Linked DNA regions of Homo sapiens: region 1 is linked to region 2. A link is an interaction called in ENCODE POLR2A ChIA-PET data of the cell type or tissue named here. Cell type or tissue: GM12878. All regions are shown on one strand. Links, peaks and the distances in the headings refer to the core of each region. The heading gives the core; the rest is flanking DNA. Region 1 overlaps PFKFB2 (6-phosphofructo-2-kinase/fructose-2,6-biphosphatase 2). Region 2 holds the start of FCAMR (Fc alpha and mu receptor).

Evidence for each region. ChIA-PET counts read pairs that join two places held together with the same protein. Peaks named below come from ENCODE experiments on the same cell type or tissue, not always from the same donor. Only the 100,000 strongest peaks of a DNase experiment are listed, where the experiment ranks them.
Region 1: POLR2A ChIA-PET joins it to region 2 with 8 read pairs; 7 of 35 experiments call an interaction of 5 or more read pairs at or near these places.

Annotation. Positions count from the first base shown.
Region 1 is chr1:207,054,978-207,059,373 of GRCh38, reverse strand. The region is part of intron 2 of PFKFB2 (6-phosphofructo-2-kinase/fructose-2,6-biphosphatase 2); the gene reads right to left. Among named protein-coding and RNA genes, the nearest start is that of PFKFB2, 3.9 kb to the right of the region's middle. In GM12878, for the core only: no CTCF peak of the experiment used is centred there; no DNase peak of the experiment used is centred there.
Region 2 is chr1:206,969,495-206,973,879 of GRCh38, reverse strand. It overlaps FCAMR (Fc alpha and mu receptor), which reads left to right and starts at 3,420. Exons shown (of 8, transcript NM_001170631.2): 1 at 3,420-3,793. The coding sequence starts at 3,755. RefSeq lists enhancers at 2,313-2,362, 2,443-2,552. In GM12878, for the core only: no CTCF peak of the experiment used is centred there; a DNase peak (open chromatin) is centred at 2,659; H3K4me3 peaks cover 401 bases.

The DNA of each region.
Region 1 (4,396 bases), core at 198-4,197, 86 kb before region 2:
CCCCATGATTTGGCTCATTACCTGCACTTCTAGGCCTGCTTTGTCCGCACCTTCCAGCCCATTAGGCACTTCCCCCGAAGGTCCTATTACCCTCCCTAAAGTTTAAAATGAACTGATACTTGGGAGCTGCTCTGAAGGCAACCAGGGAACCAGCTGCTCTTGTTTACCCATGTGGACAGAGAATGCTAAGAACAACAACAACAAAAAACTGCATCCACTGGGACCTCCCAAGAGCCCTCCAGCAACGCACCTCTCGCCTCTGTCCAGAATACACTTAAGCACACCTGCTACAACCAGGGCTTCTCATTTTCTGGAGTACAAAACTAAACCACACTTCCTATCTCAAATTACCACACTGGCAAAAGTAGGAACATTCTGTCCTGCCTGTTAAAAAACAAAACCACCTGCCACTGCCACCTGATTAATTTCAGAGACAATGTAACCCATCTCTTGATAGACAATGGAAAACTGTTTCAATCCTGAAATTCTCTTCCACCTTCTTTAAGCCAGGTTCAACTCCTTTTCTTAAACTTAAACTCATTTTCCTTTCATAAACTTGCTTAGATAAAATGAAGACTTGAGGCTGGGCGCAGTGGCTTATGCCTGTAATCCTCACTTTGGGAGGCCAAGTTGGGTGGATCGCCTGAACCCAGGAGTTTGAGACCAGCCTTGGCAACATGGTGAAACACTATCTCTACTAAAAATATAAAAATTAGCCAGTCTCATAACCCGGTCTCAAAATAAATAAATAAATGTATTTTAAAAAAAAGATTTACAAAAAAAATGAGGACTTGATAACTTCCCTCGTGTAAATGGAAAAACTCAAGCCTGGAGAAATTAAGAGCTTTGCCCATGGTCCCACAATAGACAGTCAAGGTCAGGGTTCTGACCAGTCTCCTGATCTCATGACTGCCCATTCAGTCCCAGCTGCCAGCTCCTGTGCCTCATGTCAGCACTTGACAAAGGTTCCCTCACGGTAAACACAACTTGCTCTCCATTCTAATCCTGAAGGATGGTCTAGGAGAGCAATGGTTCCCAGCCTTTTCAGGACCCAGGACGTCTTCTTTTATTGGCTCTAAAGAGGCCTAATATTTAGAAATATGCTGCCCATAAAGCATGTTTCATTAGTGACATTTTATCTTTATTCATCAGAAGTCAGAACTGCTGATTATCTCCTGCCAGTTGACAGGCATGAAATAACCAAGTTCGTATAACTACGGTCAAACACTAAGAAAGCTGATGTTTCAGTTAACCACTATGGCTATAGTTGATGCTGCCCAATTTCCATCAAATATCTTAAAATATTGAAAACAGCTTACAATATAGAACTTCTTAGGAGAGCAAATTAGTAATACTGATGAACATTTCCAATGTGTCTATCTTTTCTATTATTTCTGTAGGAAAAGTTGCTGTCACAAATGTGCAAAGGTGTACGTGTAAGAATGGTCACTGCAGCACTCTTTGTGATGATGAAAAACTGGAAACAATTTAAATACCTATCCGTGGAAAGCTGGCATATCCATACAATGCAGAATGAGGTAAATCTGCATTTATCAACATTAAAAGGATGTCCACAAGACAGTAACTTATTTAAAAAAATAAAAAAGGAAATGGCAGCTGAACAGAATATGAACAATATGAACCTACCTTTATTAATAGGATATACCAGAATAAGATGTCTAAAAGAATCAAATTTGGAAGAAACAGGAGTCTTTTACTTTTCGCTTTCTAAATCCTTTCTGTAGTTTGAATTTTTTATGAACATACATTGCTTTTGTATTTAGGGAAAGGTACATGGAAGAATTTGTCTGTTCCAGAACTACTCAAAAAAAAAAATTAAAAAGAAAAAAAAAAAGCATGTAGATTTCTCCATTTCTGCTTTTTTTTTTTCCCCCTGAGATGGAGTCTCACTTTGTCACCCAGGCTGTAGTGCAGTGGCGCGATCTCGGCTCACTGCAAGCTCCGCCTCCCGGGTTCAAGCCATTCTCCTGCCTCAGCTTCCCGAGTAGCTGGGACTACAGGCGCCCGCCACCATGCCCGGCTAGTTTTTTTTTTTTTTTTTTTTTTTTTTGTAGTTTTTTTGTATTTTTAGTAGAGACGGGGTTTCACCATGTTAGCCAGGATGGTCTTGATCTCCTGACCTCATGATCCACCCTCCTCGGCCTCCCAAAGTGCTGGGATTACAGGCGTGAGCCACCACACCCGGCCCTCCATTTCTGCTTTCATAAGCCCTGAAACCAGTCCTCTGAGCACCGTAAAGGCACCTCGGCCAGTAGCCCCTCTTCGCCCCATCCCTGGAGCAGTTGAAGTCCCAGTAATGCTCCTTCGGAGGTTTTGGCTCCCTAAAGTCATTCTTCAGCCCTGAAATCCTCAAGCCCAGTCACTTCCCGGAGTCAAAGTTAGCCAACACAGGTGTAATGAGCAGCAAGGGAACAACGGTTAAGCTATTAATAAAGCAGCCGCTGATGTGAACACTAAGCTGCCAGGTGAACCAGCTCCAAAGTACAGCTCTATAGCAGAGGAAAAGGAAGTAAGTTAACACATATACTCATAACTTTATTTTCTCCTTTGACTATGTCTGCAACAGTCTCACAGCCCGACTGTGACGTGAGGAGAGAATAGGGTAAATAAATCACAGTGGCTTTAGGACACCTTCTTCTTCTTAGAGAAGAAAAAGGCATTTAGAGAAACTAGAGTATGGAAAAAAAGAGATTAGAGCCCAGAGCAGGAATTAGAGTCTAGAAGACAGGAAAGAAACCAGGGATTACTGCTTCCCTGACTTGAAAGCCCTCAAGGCAAAGGAACTACAGAAGAGTTAGGAAAGCAGGTAGAAGAGATTCCTACCATGGAGAAAAAAGCAAAGCTAGAAGGACTGACACATGGCATCGTGTAGTCAGAGACTCCCACAATTATCGATCCTGCCCCCCAGCCCCAGCTCTCTTTTGGATCAAGCACCCTAGTAACATTAGTGTACCTCCCTGTAAGAGGTGCATCCTAGATCCCCAAATCTGGGTTACAATATTGTCAAATAAGAGAAGAAAACATTTTTTACTGAAAAAATAATTATTCACAGCCCTCTTTTAAATAGTGAGCTTCCAATACAGCATTTGAGTATGATTCAATATAAACATTTCAGGAATAAATACAACAGGCAGATTGAGTCACCTGTGAAAAATAACACACATTAGATATATGCCCAACACTCTTCTAAGCGCCTTCCTACATTTAGTCATTTAATCCTCACATCACTCTTGGGGGAGACACTGTTAGTATTCCCACTTTTAAAAGGAGTAAACTGAGGCATGGAGAGAACAAGCAACTTGTTCAAGAGCTAAGAAGTCATAAACCCGGGATTCAAACTCAGGCAGTCTGACTCCAGAGGCTATACTCAAACATCATGCTATACTAGTTATCTCTCATGGGGTATTCTGCCCTTAGCACCTGGCTTCTTGCCCTGGCAGAGAAAAGAGACCCTAATTGTAGACCCTAACTCTGCCAACCCCAGTATCACATCCAGCCAGCTGCTTCTGTCCAGCAGGCTCCATGGGTGCTAGGTGAAGAGAGATTATCATTGTCAATCATGAAACTGACAAGGGCATGACATCAAGGTCGAGGCTCTGGGAAAAGCTTTGAACATGAGATAATTCCTGGTCTCATGCTGGTCGGCTGTTTCCACCTGCTGAGATATATATATTCCTTGACTAACTGGCTATATATATATATATATATATAACCACTGAAGTGAGAAGAACTGACTGACAGGATTCTGCAGGAATGGTGCCATCCAGAAGCAGAGGCAAGAGTTAGCATTCCTTGAAGTTCCCCAAAATATGTGGGGAACAGAGTCCCAGATCTTTTGGGAAGCTATGCAGCCTATGATGCTTAGAAATACAGATGCTTGGGGACAGGAAATGATGCTTCATCTCCTCGCAAACCCTCCTGCTGTTTCTATCTAAAAGACAGGCATAGAAATGAAAATGCTCATGTGAAAGCTGTCCTCAAAAAAATGAACCTATAGGGAAAATAGTTTACAAAGTACAAAGGCTAAACCTGTGAGAAAGTAAGATGCCCAAGACACTGTGAGAAGCCAAGTGTCAGGGCTCATTCCCCTCAGGCCTGTAGGAAGGAAACCAAGCAGCACTGGCTCCCATCTGCAATTTCTACAATGAGCAGCACTCTCCCAAAACTTAGCCCAACAGATAAAGCTGGTAACATTACCAGCTCCAAGTAATTCCTGCACCTGCAACTGTGCCTTACTCATTGTGTGTACAATAATGTTAGTTCTAACTTCCATCAGCAAGCCAGTGTGCAAACATCCCAGGAGACAGAGATTCAGTTTAAGAAAGCAGTAAGAAACTGCTGGACTACACCAGTAGTCAAGCCCCAAGAACAGACA
Region 2 (4,385 bases), core at 386-4,385:
GTCCATCCAAGGGACAGAGCTTGGACAGTGCACCTGGTCATCTATTTTGTGTGAAAGGAAAACTGGCCTGATGTTAGAATACATACAGAGTGAAAGGTGGGGGTAGTGGAACATGGAGGGACAAGGGAGCGGGCAGGAAGTGTGAAGATCTTTGTAACCTGTGCTAAAGCTCAGCAGAGAGAATCCACCATGGAAGAACCACTAACTGCCAAGTTGACAGAATGGATTGGCTTTCTGACATCAGCCAGCTTCAGCCATCGGCCACCCTGGTACTAATGCAGTGGACACATTAAGGAAGGTGCATTGTCAGAAGGATAGAGGCTATGCATGGGCCCAGCAAGCAGTATAGGCTCCCACTAATCAACACTGAGTTAGTTACTGTTGCTATCAAACATTCAACCTACCAGCAACAGAGATGAACACTGAGCCCCCGCAAATAGCACCATTCTTTGAGGAGACAGAGACCAATAGCCTCCTTAGTGGCAAGTTAACTTTTTTGGGGCCCCTCCATCCTGCAAGGACCAGAGATTCATTATCACAGGAGAATGTGTATTCAAAATAGCATCCTAACCAAATAATCTTAACCAGTAAGAAACATATTCATTTCCATTTCCAGACTCAAGTCACTCCAGAAAGATTATGCTAAGAGGTGCTGATCATGTTTTCCAACAGCAATTCATACCAACATTCTAGAATGAGCTACAGCTAAAGTCTTAGGCTAATATGCTCCCATCTATGAAATAATCTCCTGGGATTCTTTACTCTGTGCTTTTGCCAATAGTCTGTACATGAACTTAAACTGTCTCAGCACTCAACTAACTGCCTTTGGAATGCCTCCTGTGTTTAGGGGTTGAATATTTTGAACTGCAAGCTTTGCTATCAGGTAAATGGTGGTTGAGGTTATAAAAGCTTGCTAAATGCCATTATAAAATGATTATTTGTGCTATACAAATACTTTCTTCCGTTGTCATTTGGAGGACTGACAAGTCTAAAGTTCACCTTCCTTTGTGAGCTTCTAAGTAAGTAACCGAGGACTTGTACAAAGGCAGATGTTTTTAAATAATGTTTTCTTCAATACTTGGTATTCTACCTGAGCTAGGAGGGAAAATGTGCCTTTCCAGCAGCCAAGAAGGGTAGAAAAAGCTTACAAAGTGGGTACAGCGAGCAGAAAGCTACCACAACATATAAGGAGGATAAGTCTTGACTACCAAGGAAAGGGACAGGATTGGGTGAGCCACGTGGGAACCTAAAGCACCTCTGTCCACTGCTCTTCATTACACATTAGAAAGCACATTTTGGAGAAGAAAGAGATCCATATGGACTGTTTTACAGCACAAGTAGCTTTTCTTTCTTGGGTTAGCTTTCTGTTTACTGGTTTTTACTCTCATGTGTGTATGTTTAACAAACAAAGTCATTTGCAAACTGGGGGATTGGAGGTGGGAGCTGGAGGACAGGGAATGGACAAAGCTCTTCCCAGATTTGATGTCTGGTCAAAGCCTGATTCCAGAGTCTAGGGCCTAAAATCAGGTTATAGTGTCATATATATATGTAAAGAAGCCCCTGGGGCTTTGTGCTGGATAAGCAAATTCAATTGTACCCCCAAGAGAAGCAGCCAGTATGGAGTTTTCTCCTCCATAAAGCTTCAGAGAAGGGACTTCATGGCTCTGAGAAAGTGCTCTGGAAACTGGACCAGTGCATTACAATTAATTGTACTTTACTATAATTTTTGGTTTCTGTAATCAAAAAGTCTTCAAAGTGTTCAGAAGTAGGTAAAACAGAAAAATATGACCTTAAGGATGCAAATGGCAGCAACATTTACAAAATAGTGAAAATTTGACAAATGTTTACTTAAGAATATAAATTTAATTCAGAAGTGTCCCTAGACAAATTGATGAATTTTTTATCTTTCAAATGCCAAAATAATGGAAAGGAAAAGGAAGGGAGGGAGGGAGGGAGGGAGGGGACACTTGAATGGAAGAAAACCGTCGAAGGCATTTTTTTTTTGAGAGTTTGATCATGATAAAACACCTGCTTCCTTTGCTACAAGCCAAGCTAATAATATTCTCAGCTAATGTTTAATGAAAATTAACTGCATGCTAAGAACTTTGAATTATATGGATTATCACATTTGATCCACATAATAACTTTATGAGATAGGTGCTATTTTCTCCTGTTTAACAGATTAGGAAAACTAGGTTTAAAGAGAAAAAGTAACCTGATCCATGTCATTTTCCCAGTAAAAAGTAGAACTGAGATCTTAACTGAGAGGAGTGGGGAGTCTGACTCCAGAATCTATGTGATCAAACATGACACTATACTGCTCCATGAGGAGGGGAAGGGGAGAATCTGGCCAGGCATTAGCTACCTCTCTACCACCTACATGAAGGTCACTCATTTCTGGAAACCAGTCTCGGAAGGCAAGGCCACTGTATACAGTTCTTCAGGTTGTGCACTGCTCAAGAGCACCATTACTAAGGAGATACCATTCACATTGTAGATGTATTTTAACTAATATGAGAGGCTATAGATGGAGGTGAAGATCTGGAGCTCTAGCACTGGAAGCTGCTGACCAAGTCGTGGGAGAGCAGCACACACAGCTGTGCACACAGTTACCAGCACACACTATGCACAATTGTCCTGTCATGGCCAAACTCCAAGTACCCCATAGAGTTGTTTCTCTTCCTCTTCTGTTGCTTTCAGTGACTCAATTTCTACCCTCAATCTGCCTTCAAATTTGGAAGGGGAAATGCATGGAGAATACATGCTGCCATCTATGGCTACAGCAAATTACACAACAATATACCAACTGAATTTATTCTTAAGGAAGAGTTGCCCTTTCTAATTGGTCAGAGGTGCCGTATTATCATATCTATCAGGGGTCCTAGTGAAGGTCCCTAATTGCAGCTTGCAGCACCCCCCATCCCCTTGTGCCCATTCATTGTTGAGTGCTTCAGCTGTACAAGCCATTTTAATGTCAGTTTGAGACCAACAGAGACTGGAAGATCACATCTTTTACAAGGAAAAGAAAAACCCATAAACTATTTTCCAAAGGGAAATATTGGGGTATTTTTCAACTGTGTCATCTATTTGGGTAAGCCACACTTCTCAGTGTCCTCTTTCCATGAAGATCATCTCATTTACTGTATTATGCTTTGTCAGGGACGTGAATTAGTAACCACCAGATCATGCAACTCTGAAGTCAGTGACCCAAGCTGCCCAAAGTTCTTCTCTATGAGAGTTGGAGGGGCCAGGTCAGCTGGAGGGCACCAGCTGCCAGCCAAATGGCAGGGGAATTCCTCTCCTGAATTTTGAATTTTCCCTGCCCTCCTGCCCAAGTTGTTGCATCACTTGTCCGGGAGATGCCTGAATGGGCTGGTAAGCTGGGGCACCCTAAATAGTCTGAGACCCCTGAAGGGGACACAAGAGGAGGAAGGATATGGATCAGTGTTTTCTTTTTTGAAGCTACTGTTACCACTCCTGGAAAAGTTCTTCAGGAATAAGTGACAGTAAGAATGACAAGGGATTAGGACTGGCTTCCTCTTATAAATAATAAAATCCAAAGAGAAGTGACTTGAGGTGAGTGGCAGAGCTACGCCTTGCACCCCGACCTTCCGTTGCTAGCTCCAGCTGCTTTCCAAAATACCACCTTGACTTCTCAGTCTCCAGGTTTAAAGGAGAGCAACTAGAAGTCGTCCAAACACCTGCATCTCATAAGGAGAAGAAAAGTCCACCTGGATCTTGTTTCTGGACTGAGATGGATGGAGAGGCCACAGTGAAGCCTGGAGAACAAAAGGTGAAATGATGCTTTCTCCTGGAGGTTGGGATCTTGCCTCTGAATGTGGGGGGTGAACTGCAGCCATAGCTGTCACACATGCTCCTCAGTGCCCTTCCCAGAGCAGGTGGGCTCCTTCCCAGGAGGCCAGGTAAGGGTTCTAGAGTCCAGAACATAGGGGCTCCCTCTCAGCTCCCTATTATTCTGCTCACACCCACCAGAGTGCATGGTTCCTTAGAAGTCCTGGGTAATTTAGAACCAAAAAAACGTTAGAAAGAGAAGAAACACGGAGAACATGCAGTCAAAGCTCTTCTTTTGTAGAGGAGAGGAACAGAACATTGGCCAAGTTATTGCAGCAGCCTGAGGCTGCTGCAGCCCCTCCTGAGTCCTGGTTCTGTGCTCTCTCCTCTATACTACACTGACTCCTTCCCTTCTTATCTGCTGCCCAGGGGATGTGGGGAGGGGATAGGAGTGAACTGGGGCTCGGAGGGCCAGTAGGCATCTGGGAAGTCATGCAGCAAGCAGCCTGTGCTGAAGCTGAGGTGAGGTGCATGCCCTTCCCAGCAGGATGAGAGGGACAAGAGAGTCCCCTCATATGGTCTCATCCCCTAAA